Linked DNA regions of Homo sapiens: region 1 is linked to region 2. A link is an interaction called in ENCODE POLR2A ChIA-PET data of the cell type or tissue named here. Cell type or tissue: OCI-LY7. All regions are shown on one strand. Each heading gives the region's core, and the rest is flanking DNA. Links, peaks and the distances in the headings are about the cores only.

Region 1 (7,052 bases), core at 890-5,889, 57 kb before region 2:
TTTTGATTTGCATTTCTCTGATGGCCAGTGATGATGAGCATTTTTTCTTGTGTCTGCTGCAGAAATGTCTTCTTTTGAGAAGTGTCTGTTCATATCCTTTGCCCACTTTTTGATGGGGTTGTTTTTGTTGTTGTTGTTGTTGTACATTTGTTTAAGTTCTTTGTAGATTCTGTATATTAGCCCTTTGTCAGATGGGTAGATTGCAAAAATTTTCTCCCATTCTGTAGGTTGCCTGTTCACTCTGATGATAGTTTCTTTTGCTGTGCATAAGCTCTTTAGTTTAATTAGATCTCATTTGTCAATTTTGGCTTTTGTTGCCATTGCTTTTGGTGTTTTAGTCATGAAGTCTTTGCCCATGCCTGTGTCCTGAATTGTATTGCCTAGGTTTTCTTCTAGGGTTTTTATGGTTTTAAGTCTTAACATTTAAGTCTTTAGTCCATCTTGAGTTAATTTTTAACTGTTTATTTCATTACATTAGAAAGTTTTACTTCTGGCTGCCAGCCAGCTTATTGACTTTTTCTTAGGTGTAATTGTTTTCAGTTGATCCCCTGTTTTCACAAGGAACAGACAGAGGTCACCAACAGTAACAAAGTAGGGGAAAATGCCCTGAAGAAAAAGTTTAGTATGTGATAGGAGCTCAAAACCTCATTTTGCTTGGCAAGTCAGGGAAGGCCTTCTAAAGGAAGTATTGTTTAAATGGAAACCTGAAGGCTGCAACAAGAGTTAGCCAGACAGGTCGGAGGAAGAGCTTCCAAACAGAGAGGACCAGCATGTGTGATGGTCTGGAGGCACAATGCACCAGAACCTGGAGCAGAGATGAGTGGCCAGAAAGACAAACAGGGTACTTGAGACCATGTTAAGGAATTTACATCCAATCATGAGTCTAGTAGTCAGCAACTGGAGGTTTTTGAGCAGAGCTGAGATAGATTTTTAAATAATTACTCTAGCTGCTTTGTGAAAAATGGACTAAAGACTGGGAAAGGAGTCCAGTCAGGAAGCAGTTATAGTAGTTTAGCAACTTACTCATGTTGGACTAGGCTATCATTGATACCATCCTTCTCTTCAGCCCTTTAGTCTTTAAGGAGTAAAATTTAAATTTGTATTGGGTTGAAAAAGTACATATTGGAAAACATGGGATTTTCTGTTTCAGATTGGCCACTAGTAGACTATATTTTATTACTGCATGGCTTGTACTTTATAAAAAGCATATGTTGACACATTTGTCAGGTTTCCTATGTTATTCGAGATGAAGTGGAGAAGTACAACCGAAATGGAGTCAATGCTCTGCAGCTGGATCCAGCACTAAATAGACTTTTCACAGCCGGTCGAGACTCTATCATAAGAATATGGAGTGTCAATCAGCACAAGGTAATGCAGGGATTAAAATCTGTACCCAGCAAATTCTGGACAAATGGCTTTTACTGTCTAATATGACACTTTTCACAGTTTCAGATTTAATCTCTCTGAATGCTGAGTTATTTGGTACACTCTATAAAGACATCGCAACCAGAATTCTGTAAGCCTCTGAGAAAAACCATCCCTAGGAAAGTTTCAGAAGTGTTTCAGCTAAGACAAGGACTCCCTAAACTAGGTTTGCCTTACAGAGTTCTTTGCCACAAAGGAACAAAGTGATTTGGCTAGTAGGGGGATTACTTTCAACAATTAATTTTTTTGCTTTAAATATGTTCCCCAACAACCTCTTGGTAACCTTACTAAAAAAAGATTGAATATTCTTTTACATTTCTAATTAATCTTGAAAAAATATTTTATTTTCCTCACTTAAAAGTAATTAGGATCCTCACAAACCCCACACGGCCTAACTAGGTAATACAAGGTTAGGCTGAGCATGGTGGCCCACACCTGCAATCCCAACAATTTCGGAGGCCAAAGTGAAAGGATTCCTTGAGTCCAGGAGTTCGAGACCAGCCTGGGCAATGTGACAATACCCTGTCTCTGCAAAAAAAAAAACTTAAAAATTAGCTGGGCATGGTGGCACACACCTGTAGTCCCAGCTACTCGGGGAGCTGAGGTGGGAGGATCACTTGATTGAGTATGGGAGGTTGAGGCTGAGTGAGCCGTGATCACACCACTGCATTCCAGCTTGGGCAACAGAGGGAGACCTTGTCTCAAATAAATAAATAAAGATAATATAAAATTGGTGTTAAAACTATGAAGACAACATGCTCCCCTTCAAAGATTTCCCTTTCTTAAGCAGGGAACAGGGTTTAAATATGTGTAAAGATAAATCCCCAGGCAAATGGTAACGAGCCCTTTTAGTATTTTGTTGGAACACCTATATTGTGAATGACAGAGAAAAGAAGAATCAGGGAAGAAAAAAAGAGCATTTATTGATCTTCTAATTATGTGCCATACGCTCTTTGCATTTTCATATCCAATGTGATTTTAATTTTCAGTGTCCCTCAAGGTACCTATTAGGATCCATTTTCTTTTTTTTCTTTTTTTTTTTTTGAGATGGAGTCTCGCTCTGTCACCCAGGCTGGAGTGCAGTGGCGCGATCTTGGCTCACTGCAACCTCTTGACTCCTGGCTTCAATCAATTTTCCTGCCTCAGCCTCCTCAGCAGCTGGGACTACAGGCACACGCCACCACATCCAGCTAATTTTTATAATTTTAGTAGAGACGGGGTTTCACCATGTGGGTCAGGCTGGTCTCAAACTTCTAGACTCAGATAATCCAACTGCCTTGGCCTCCCAAAGTGCTGGTATTACAGGCGTGAGCCACCGCGCCTGGCCAGATCCATTTTCATAGATGAGAAAATGGGCTCAGAGAAACCCATGGTTATGTGGCTAGGAAGTGACAGAGAATTAGTACCCAGCCCAACTTGAAAACCCTAGTGCTAGACCTTGTATTTTTAAAAGTTTGTGTCTTTTTAGCAAGTTTTACAAGTCTGATATTCAGTTCAGAAAAAGAACCACTACTTTATGCGCCTATAACTTCAGTCTGGCAGGCTTTGAATTCTTTAGCCAATGGACCATGCAGTGGTGGCCAAATGTCAAAAGCATGAAAAGTAAGAAAACTATGTTTGGCTTTGAAATGCTTTTTGGTACTTATAATTGAATTGGAATGTCTCCTTTCTGAGCATTCACAGTATTTCAAACAAATTAAGAAAAACACCCAAAAGAACTAACCTGAAGAATCTGGAAATCTGCCTGTCTTGCCCCAAACATCTTTTTTCTGGTCTTCCTTTTATGACAAGATTGAATAGCATTATTTGTCAAACAGACTTGTACAGAGCTGTTCTGTTTGCCCATAAAGTGTCTCAAACTTGCCTGTTTTAGGTGTAGGATGTAACTAAATACTGTTCTTTAAAAGGCCTCTCCTGGTTATTAAGCCAGGTAAGAGAAGTAGAATCTCGAATCACCTAATTGAAATGGTGACACAGGTTGTCCTTTCTCAGCCGTTGGGTTTCCTTTCATCTCTGAAGGCCTGTAGGTACCATGAGGAAAACATTTAATTCAGAGGGTGAACCCAACAGTAGGAAGCTGAAAGCAGAAGTGTTTATCTCCCTCTGCATTCAGACCAGGCTCCTTAGTGCACTCATCAGACTCATTGCTGCCCCTGCTGTCTGCTGTTGAGCCTTCACCACCACTCATTCAAATCCCCACAGCCTACAGATTCCTACAAGTCATGTCCTTTCTAGTGAACCCTTTTTAAAGGGTTTTATGTCACACACAGTGCCTAGTCCAGAGCTTGTTGCCTTCACTTTAACAAGGCAAAAAAAAAAAAAATGAAGTATTTGTCCTGGAAACCTAAGCTTTCAGTAAGAGTAAAACTGTCCTGAAACAAAACTGTTTACATCTGTTATCTGGAAGCATCACCTATTTGGTGAGATTCTACTCAGAATTCAGGTGTTAGTTTTAATGCCTAGAGCAGTATGTCACATTAATTGAAGAATTTAACCATATCTATCATTTGTAATATATTTCATTCTCTCATATAAACTCTTAGGATTTTTCTTTTAATTTCAGCAAGATCCATATATAGCATCTATGGAACACCATACTGATTGGGTAAACGACATTGTACTCTGTTGTAATGGGAAAACATGTAAGTATTTCTTTGGATTATTATTGGGCTTCTGATATATTTTTTGTTTTTTATATAAGCTTTTTTATTGAAACATACATACAGAAAAGTACACACACTTCGAGATTGCAGTTCAACACAATTTTAGAAAGTGAATACCCAAATCAAGAAACAATATTACTAGAAGCCCTCTTGTGCCACCCTTTGCCACCCTTTCAGTTATTCCCTCTTGCCCCAAGGTAACTGCTCTTCTGTCTTCTGAACACCAAAGGGTAGTTTTGCCTTCATTTGAACTGTATATAGACTCGTACTATATGTATTCTTCTTTTAGCCTTATTAATACCTCTTTTTGTTCTAATTTTGGTGAGATCCATTCCTTGGTTTTGCAGTCCGAGTTACAGGAATTTTTCTCAATCACATTAGTTGAGCCTTCAACTGGAACATTAAAAATGTTTGCACTGCTTGTTTTAAAAATATATTTTTTTCTTTGAACATGTGTCTTGAGATTTTAAAAAATTGAGGCAATATACAATAGGTTCTAGAAAGAGCTTTTAGGTATGTTTGTGTGTGTAAGAGAGAGAATATGTTAGTTTGAAATAATGTTACATTGTTGTAAGATAAGTTTTCAAAGTTTTAAGTCATACTACTAAGGAGTTTGTTAATTCTTTGCTTCTTCTAGTAATATCTGCTTCTTCTGACACGACAGTAAAAGTATGGAATGCACACAAGGGATTTTGCATGTCAACATTAAGGACACATAAGGTAAAACAATACAGTTCTCAGTGTCTTTAGTGTAATATTGGGATCTCAGTACTTTGTGTGGCTCATTTTATTACTGATCTACAGAATAGATCATAGTATGTCTGTTCTATTACAGGATTACGTAAAGGCCTTAGCATATGCCAAGGATAAAGAACTAGTAGCATCAGCTGGGTTGGACAGACAAATATTCCTTTGGGATGTGAATACTCTAACAGCATTGACTGCCTCAAATAACACTGTCACAAGTAAGGTGTTTAAAAGAAACTTCTTTGAAAGTGATCCAAGTTAACATAAATAAAGAATGGTTTATAAAACATTTTTGATAGGTTTGCATCGAGAGAGTGTTTCATATTTTGAGAGTGCTTCTACCTACAGCGTTCTGGCCCCCAAGAGTATGATTGAACAACAAAGAGCTAGTTCCTCACTGCAGTCTAAAAATGGTAACTTCTCCAGGTATAACCTGGTTATTTTTTGTACGTGTGCATGTCTTAGCTCCCTAGCTAAAATGTAAGTCCCTGCAGGGTAGAGGAGACTGTCTTACTACTTCGTATCTCCCACAGCATTCCCTGGTCCAAATCCATACACTCAGCAGGTATTATTGAAGGAGGTGGCGATTTTCTGACAAAGTAGGCGGTTTTCTGACTTTTTAAAGTGTTAAGAGCTTTTGAGTTAATAGCCAAGATGAAAAATACCCAGGAGAAAGAAAGAAAAGGTTTCCAGTGCCAGTTTATCAAATTTTCTGCCTTTTAGAGCAGCCCTGAGGAATCAAGCCAATTCCAGAAGAGCCAGAACGGTAGAGTGCTTCTAGAGGCAATCCAGAGATGTTCACAGCATGGATGATTCATCAGCTAAGAGATCTCAGACTACCAAGTCAGGCTCATACAAGTCTAGATTTGAAATTGAGCTTCATGCTTGGCCCAACCTAGTAGAGTCCTCTAGGCCAGGTTTCAGAAGGGACTGTTAGGAGCACATTTTTGGCTAGGCCTGACCTGGAAAGTCTACATTGAAGACATGGGCCTGCATTCTCTGGATCCCTACATTATAGGTCCATTTTATAACGACTCTGTGGAGTGTTCACATTGACATAGACAATACAGTTTTACTAATATAGCCTAGTATGTGCCAAGAAGGGTAAGTTGGGAGACTTGTGTTTATAATCTCTTGATTGTTGTTTTGCCTTGTTTTCCAGGAAATATGTGAAGGTCTCAACATTCTTTTTCCCTTGTTCTTGATTTTTCACCTGTACATTATCTCTGATTCATTAGCTGGTCCCTGTTGGGGCTGTCATGGTACATCATTAGGTTTTAAGTCTGGATGTAAGGCCTGCCTCAAAGAGACACTAATGGGAGGGAACAAAGCAAAAAAAAAAAAGCAGGTTGTCACAAGGTCAGGGCCCAGGCTTAGTGGATACAGATTCTGCTACATCTTGCTTAGAGTTGTTTAGAGAGGATATCACACTTTTTTTTAATACATAATAATAAAAATAATACTAATAATGGCTAACCTGTATTGAGTACTTGCTACAAGTAGACATTTTTCTAAACAGTACATGTAGTAACTCATTTACTCAACTTTTTAATATGTTTGTAAAATTGGGTTCATACTATATAGACAGTTTCATATACATCTTTTTTACTTCAGTGATACTGAGAGTATGAACATGATTTTTGCTATAGTCTGAATTCCTTCCTGAAAGGTTGTACCTATTTATCTTCACATAAGTAATATATGAGAGTTCCATTGTACTGTTTTCTTTTTACAATCAAGTATTACCTTGTTTTTTGTCTTGGTGTATGAAACAGTGTTTTTGGTTTGATTTGTGTTTGAAAAATACTGAAATTGAACATTTTTTCATATTTATGGCACATGAATAGCTTTAAACATATCATTTAAGCGGATAGCTTTTCAATGGCACTGCAGTTTATCAGATATTGAGCATTTGTATATATTCAAATCCAGAAAATATGTAAATTTTGATAATAATACTGTTTAGATTTATCTCCATTATAGGTAGATTTCTTTTCCGTAGAGGACTTATAAAGATAAGATTTTCTAAATTGAATAAACTTGCAGTTTTTGCTGACTAGTTACTAAACAGCTGATGATCTTGTTAACATTTAGCTCCGTTTATCCTCAATAGCTTCTTCTTTAAGTGGAAACAAAGATTCCATTTATAGCCTGGCCATGAATCAACTGGGAACAATCATTGTATCAGGGTCCACTGAAAAGGTAAGGAGGAGCTTA
Region 2 (7,052 bases), core at 1,010-6,009:
GGGGTGAGGTAGAGGGGAGAGTCCGTATTTGGGAGAAAAAGGCCCCAGCCCTTTTCGTCTCTGGGTAGGAATAAGAGAATAGGACTATCCTCAGCTCCCTGTGACTCCAGATCCCTAAGCAGGCCTTCCTGGGGCCTGGCCTGAAAGTTAATCCCAGGGGCAGACTTAGCATTTAGCTAACTGAGATTTAGCATTAGCCCCTTTTTTACTCCCACTTCAAACCTTGGGACCTCCCCACCGACCCCGGGCTGGCTACCCAGTTCTAATTTTGTTCATACTTACTGAACAGAGTGGACCCATACCATCCTTGGTTTTGCTTTTGGCACTTCTCTGCAGCTGGGAACTAAGAATTCCTTACTCCTGGGTGGGGAGTGGGAAAGAACCTAAGCTTTGGAATCTGTCAGTGACCTAGGTGGCTGGGTGACCTCAGACCAATTGCCTAACCTTTCTAACCTTTCATGTGTTGGACAGGAAGGTTTGGAAAGTTCGAATAGTTATACTGACTTACATTTGATTCATGTCAAAATGGAGCAGAGGCTTCTGGGCCAGCACTAGTTAGTTTGCTGCTGGCCTGGCAGGCTGCACTGTGGACACAGTGAGGGCTAGCTCCTGGCTCTGCCTGGGTGGGTCTGAAAAGGCAACTTCTCTTCACAAACTCAGGAACAGGGCTACTCTATGGGTTAGCCCTGCTCCATAAGGAGCAGTCAAAAAAAAAAAAGAAAAAAAAGAAAAAAAAAAAACAAATTCAAGAACAGAGGGGCAGTGCCAGCTCTGGGTGAATAATGTCCCCAGGAGTTCCACTTATAGGCCTTTGAAGTAATTCTGATGCCTGGACCACTCCAATTCACTTAAATCTGAATTTCTGGGGGGTTGTGCCTGGGCATGGGCATTTTTTAAATCTCCCAGCTGATGCTACTATGCAGTCAGGGTTGAGAACCACGGCGCAACTCTGACCTTGCACCTTGCATGTTGACATTCTCTGTTTTGTCCCTGCAGGCTACCAATCACGTTAGAAATCTGATTAAGGCACTAGAGACAAGGGAACCCGAAAATCCAAGCCTCCATCTTAAAAAAATTATTGTGGTTAGCCGACTGGTAAGAAGGTTCTTTCCTGGTTCTGAAATGGTGCTTCTCCCTGCTTTCCTTAGAGGAGAACTGTGCTCCCCCAGGAAGCTCCTTGAGTGCCTTACCCCTCCCTTCTGGCTCAAACTTGTCCTTTAGGGTAGTGGCTCATATCCTGCTGTGCCTACTTGCCTCTGGCTGATAACTGTGACATGTGGGTTCTACATCCTTAGCCTAGGTGCCCCCTCAGAGATGCCATGAAGATCAGGGAGACGGGGTCTGAAAGTGCTTTTGGAGTGGGCTGTGCCTTATTTGGGGAAAGCGGGTGGTATTGCAGCTGTTATGCAGCAGAGCCACACCCAGCTCTAGCCTCTAGTGCCTGGGTGCCCATCTCCCATATTCTTTTTTGTGGAGGTGACCTGAGAAGGCTGGCCTGCCTAGGCCTCTCAAACATCAGGGAAGGTTCAACTAGACCAGGTTGCCAACAAATCTGTATCTCTTTCAGACCCTTCAGCCCCAAAGCAAGATTTACTAGAAGTAGTTGCTGTAAGAATGAAGGCAACTCTGGGACCCCAGGAACCAGAACTGTGGAGTTGCATAGGCACCATCTCTCCCTCTGTATGTCTGATTCTCTCTGCCTTGTTCTCCACACATGGCAGGGAACATGGCTGATGGCAGCCTTTGGGGCCACTTCTTATTACTGGACACATTCAGCTTCAATTTTTGAAAAACCTCTTGGTGACTCCTTAGACCAATTACTGTGACCAGACAGGGGATAGGTCCCTCAGAGGACCCTGTGGCTAGAGGCAGGTTCCACAGTTGTGGCCAGTGAGAGGTTCCTTGGGAGCCAGACAGCAACACAGACCCAGCTGCCTAGACACACGGTACCTCTTGGCTCTCCTGGGCCTACCAGCCCTGCCTACCAAAGTGTCCCCCGTTTCTGACATGACCTTGCTCATACAGGCTGGACTGACTGGTTTCCCAATTCCCACCTTCCTGTTTCTTGCAGTGTGGGAGTCACCAGGTGATTCTAGGGCTAGTGTGTAGTTTCATCGAGCGCACCTTCATGGCCACCCCCTCGTATGTCCATGTGGCCACAGAACTGGGCTATCTCTTCATCCTGAAGAACCAAGTGAAAGAGGCCTTGCTGTGGTATTCAGAAGCCATGAAACTGGACAAGGATGGCATGGCTGGTTTGACAGGTATATGCAGGTGTGGCAGGGCTCAGGGATGGGTGTCGGGAGCCAAACCGGGCAGCTTCCATGGGTCCAGAAGAGAGGTGCTGGAAAGCATTCTCCTTGAAGGGTATGTGAATTTTGGGGTACAATGTATGATGGGGTATCTTTCTGGGAATCCACAAGTATAGATGTAAGAGGCACAGCAATGCTCAGAGGTATGATCAGAGTCACTCTGATCTCCACCAGACCTCCAATGTCTGTCTACACTGACTGCCCCAGAAGACTGACAGGCTGAACCTTATACTCAGTGGGCCCTGCCTCTTCTCAGGCTGCCCAGGCCGGGGTTGGAGGCAGTTCTACTCACCACCAGTCCCCACATGCAGAGCCTCTAGATTCACCTCTGTAGACCCTCCTTCAGGGCTCTGAGCTGAAAAACCACCAAAAAGAGTAGCTCTGAGAATTATATATTTCCCTGTCTGTCCAGGTGACTTTAAAAATCTTTTCTATAAATGCCAAATGAACTTTCTACAGTGCCATTTCCATTTTACGCATTTTTTAAAGCCCCCTATTCCATGGTCTGTGGTGAACTCTGAAGTGGCAGTATTTGGTTTGGGTTGAGGAAGTTGTGTGGTCCAGTGCTCAAGGCAGGCCGACTCTTGCCCTGGCTCTGAGGGGCTATGTGTTTGGGGCCAAGTCACTTCTCCTTTCTAAACTCCAGGCTCCTCATCTGCATAGCACATTTATCAGAGTAGTTTATCTTGACTTCTGGTTCAACATGTCAGGCTGACCCCCTCAAATCCATGCTTTCCCTCTGTCCCCAAATCCCATGAAAATAATGAAAGATATCTTTAAAAGGTAATGAGCCAGGCGTGATGGCTCACGCCTGTAATCCCAATACTTTGGGAGGCTGAGGTGGGCAGGTCATTTGAGGTCAGGAATTCGAGACCAGCCTGGCCAACATGATGAAACCCCATCTCTACTAAAAACACACAAAAATTAGCCAGGTGTGGTGGAGGACACCTGTAATCCCAGCTATTTGGGACGCTGAGGCCGGAGAATCACTTGAACCCGGGAGATGGAGGTTGATATGAGCCGAGATGACACCACTGCACTGCAGCCTGGGCCACAGAGTGAGACTCCACCTCAAAAAAAGAAAGAAAAAAAAAAAAAAGAGTACATAGCAGCGTGGACCAGAAACTTTGAAGAATTTCACATTTCTAGAAGATGGAAGGCAAATGGTGTCAAATACATGGGAATTCGAAGCAGATCTAGAAACCCATAAGCAAACATAGGCAGAGATGGGTTAGCTAAAGAATTTAGTAGACCAGCTTTCCCCAAAGAGTTCCAGGAAAAACAAAAACTAAAAAAGACGAGCTCAGGGTCACCAGAGGCTGAGTGTGAAAGCATGCCACGGGGCAGTGAGAGCGATAATAGGAGGATTACTGGAATCATGCCTTGGCCAGAGGCTAGAATCCAGGAGGTGTGTATTGGGTGTTGGGGCAGGAGGGAGAGGAGCACTGCTCTGGATGATTTCCCACCATAACCAGGGACATGAAGGACAAAAGGACTTGGCTGCTCAGCACAAAAGCAAAATTCCCTAGAATGTTCTTCCACCAGGTTGAGTCCTTCCCTACTTCCTCCTTCAAGGGGCAGAGTCCCAGTGGTTAGCCAGAGGAAAGTCCACTGGTCAGGATGTCTGTCCCACTCTCCCAGTCCAAGCTGAGCCCACCTGTATGTCCTGGAGTCACCATATTTTCTGCCCAGTCTGACAAAATCAGTGACCTTAACAGTGTGTAAAATGTGCCTAGTTGCTGCCCTTCCTTTATAAATCTGCTAGCAGTCTGAAAGGTTGGCCGAGTGGAACATGCAAAGCAGTAGCCCTCTGAGGAGCAGAGTTAAGGCTAGTACAGAAAAGACTTTTCCTCCCAAAACACCTTCAGTGTTTGGAGAGGCTATTATGTCAATAAGTAAAGAACATGCTACTGTGAAAAAGGTACAGGAACAAAAAAGAGTTGCCAAAAATAAAAAATATTATTGTAAGGTAAAAAATTTCATAAATGGGCCTAATAGTGGGATGGATATAACTGAAAACTAAGATGGTGATGAGGAAGACAGTCAAGAATAAATATACCAAAGTAGCAAAGAAATACCTGTGCAAGTAGAATAGCTTGCTTCAAACAGATGAGATTTGTCCTCCCAACATCAAAACATATCACAAAACTACAGTAATTAAGTCCCTTTGAGGCCAGCACTGACTGGGATAAGCAAATAGATAAATGGGATGTAACAGGCCTTATTTCAAACTAATAGGTTGTTCACCAACTCCTAGTTGGATACCCTGCTATCCATTATGAAAAAGAAAAAAAGGTAAGTTCTCATCTTACACCATACTTAAATTTCAGATGAATTAAGTATTAAACATAAAAATTAAATGAAACATGGGTTTCCCTGGGGATTCTAAGCCTAACTCCAAACTTGGAAGCTGCAAAGTTTGGCTTTGTGGCTCTACATGGAAAAAAAAAATAGAAGCTGCAAAGGAGAATATTTTACCTATTTGACTACATAAAAGCTTAAAATTACTACATGACAAGGTACTGTAAAAATAGTTAAAGGATAAATGGCAAACTAATAGAAAACACTTGCAACAAAGGGTTAATAAAACATAAAGAGAAAAAAAATCACCCCCCCCAAAAAAACCAGGCAGGCTGTGAACAGAATATTCACAGTAGAAAGGAAAAGGCTATATTGGAAATATGAACAGGTGTTCATTCTCCCTAATAGTTAAAAAAGGTGTTAAATGAAAACTAGTTACTTTTCATGTTTCAGACTGGCAAAAATTACAGCACGTTTGAGGTTATGAAGAAAGGATATTTTAAATTCTTGATAGTAATATAAGTTCAAGTATCTTTGAGGGCAAGTTGACCTTATCTATCAGTATTTTAAATATATGTGCTCTATGACCCATCAGCTCTCCCTCAGGAATTTGAACTTATGTAAATGTTCATCATAGCATTGTAGTATTTAAATACCAAAAATAAAGTAAATGTGAAATTAGATGTCCTTCAGTAGGGCAATAGTTAAATAATTAGTAGGGCAATAAATTGTTACATCCACAGTAAAACATTGTGTTGTCATCAAAGAAAATGGGGTAGATTTGTATGAAGAGATGGGAAAATATGACTATCATATACAAATTTTAAAAAGCAGATTGTGGCCAGGCGCAGTGGCTCATGCCTGTAATCCTAGCACTTTGGGAGGCTAAGGTGAGTGGATCACCTGAGGTCAGGAGTTAGAGACCAGCCTGGCCAACATGGCAAAACCCCGTTTCTACTAAAAATACAAAAATTAGCCGGGCGTGGTGGCCATGCCTGTAATCCCAGCTACTCAGGAGGCTGAGGCAGGAGAATTGCTTGAACCTGAGGGGCGGAGGTTGCAGTGAGCCAAGATCGTGCCACTTCACTCCAGCCTGGGCAAAAGAGCGAAACTCCGTCTCAAAAAAAAAAAAAAAGCAGATTGTAGAATGGTGTATGTGAAATTTGATTCCCTTTGTGTATGTGTGTGTTTTTAAACCCATTGGTATGCTCATGTGTACATATATATGTCTGAGGTGTCTATATAGTAGTAACGTATTATACCTCAAATTGTTCCTAGTGGTTATCTCTAGAGAGAGACATTGTTACAGCCAGAACATGAGCTAGGGATGTTTTTCTGTATTGCCTTAGGGTTTGAATTCTTGAGCATGAGCATGTATTTCTCTTTAAGTTTGTAGAAATGTTGGAAAAGATCCCCTACACTGAGACATCTTCCTTCCACTGTCTTATCCATGCCCCTTGACCTGATGGGCTGCTGGCTATGCTTCAGTGTTAGCTGCTCATCATTGTTTTGTCCCATTTACAGGGATCATCTTGTGTCATATCTTAGAAGGCCACCTGGAGGAAGCTGAGTACCGGCTGGAATTCCTGAAGGAGGTGCAGAAGTCCCTTGGGAAGTCTGAGGTCAGAGCTCCCTGGGGGTATGGGTTGCTCCAGGATGATGTCCTCTGCTGTCCTCCCACCCCCACTTTCCAATAGAAAGCATGCAAGGTGGTCTGGACCTTCACTTTGCCCTTGCCTACCAAATCTGCCCAGGCTGACATTGGCACTGAGACTCGGTCCTCTCTTCCACAGGTGCTAATTTTCCTCCAAGCCCTCCTGATGTCCAGGAAGCACAAGGGGGAGGAAGAGACCACAGCGCTCCTGAAGGAGGCAGTGGAGCTTCACTTCTCCAGCATGCAAGGCATCCCTCTTGGCTCTGAGTACTTTGAAAAGCTGGACCCGTACTTCCTGGTCTGCATTGCTAAGGAGTACTTGCTCTTCTGCCCCAAGCAGGTTAGGGGAAGGCCTGTCTTCATGGTGGGGGTCTGGAGTACAGGTTTGGATGGTGCCCACCTGAAGGACAGAGGCAAGGACCTTACTTGGCCAGTCACAAGTAAGGATGGGGTGAGCCTTGGGCAGCTGGGGAGCCCAGTGCTCTTCAAACTTGAACATACAGCACACAGGTCACCTGGGAGGTTGTTCCAGTACAGATTCTGACTCTACAGGGGGGTCTAAAACCCTGCATCTCTAACAGGCTCCCAAGTGATATGGATGCTGCTTGTCTAGGGACCACACTTGGAAGAACAGGGCACCGGCCCATGGCCCTGCCTTTATCCGAGATGAGAATTTGGCTTCCTTTTCCGCAGAAGCCCCCTAAGAAGTATGTTAGTCTTTACTTGTTTGTCCTGCTCTTCCAGCCAGTCAGGATTCTTTGTGACCAAGGATCATATTTTTATAC

What was found. Peaks named below come from ENCODE experiments on the same cell type or tissue, not always from the same donor. Only the 100,000 strongest peaks of a DNase experiment are listed, where the experiment ranks them.
Region 1: POLR2A ChIA-PET joins it to region 2 with 6 read pairs; 1 of 35 experiments calls an interaction of 5 or more read pairs at or near these places.

Annotation. Positions count from the first base shown.
Region 1 is chr3:39,061,823-39,068,874 of GRCh38, forward strand. WDR48 (WD repeat domain 48) reads left to right here. Exons shown (of 19, transcript NM_020839.4): 2 at 1,228-1,368; 3 at 3,989-4,067; 4 at 4,726-4,808; 5 at 4,924-5,053; 6 at 6,949-7,037. Among named protein-coding and RNA genes, the nearest start is that of WDR48, 13 kb to the left of the region's middle. In OCI-LY7, for the core only: CTCF peaks have their summits at 3,597 and 3,800; a DNase peak (open chromatin) is centred at 3,549; H3K27ac peaks cover 512 bases.
Region 2 is chr3:39,118,926-39,125,977 of GRCh38, forward strand. It overlaps TTC21A (tetratricopeptide repeat domain 21A), which reads left to right. Exons shown (of 29, transcript NM_001366900.1): 8 at 997-1,095; 9 at 2,072-2,264; 10 at 6,138-6,235; 11 at 6,407-6,607. Among named protein-coding and RNA genes, the nearest start is that of TTC21A, 15 kb to the left of the region's middle. RefSeq lists silencers at 4,026-4,085, 6,418-6,593. In OCI-LY7, for the core only: no CTCF peak of the experiment used is centred there; DNase peaks (open chromatin) are centred at 2,906 and 4,096; H3K4me3 peaks cover 1,130 bases; H3K27ac peaks cover 1,569 bases.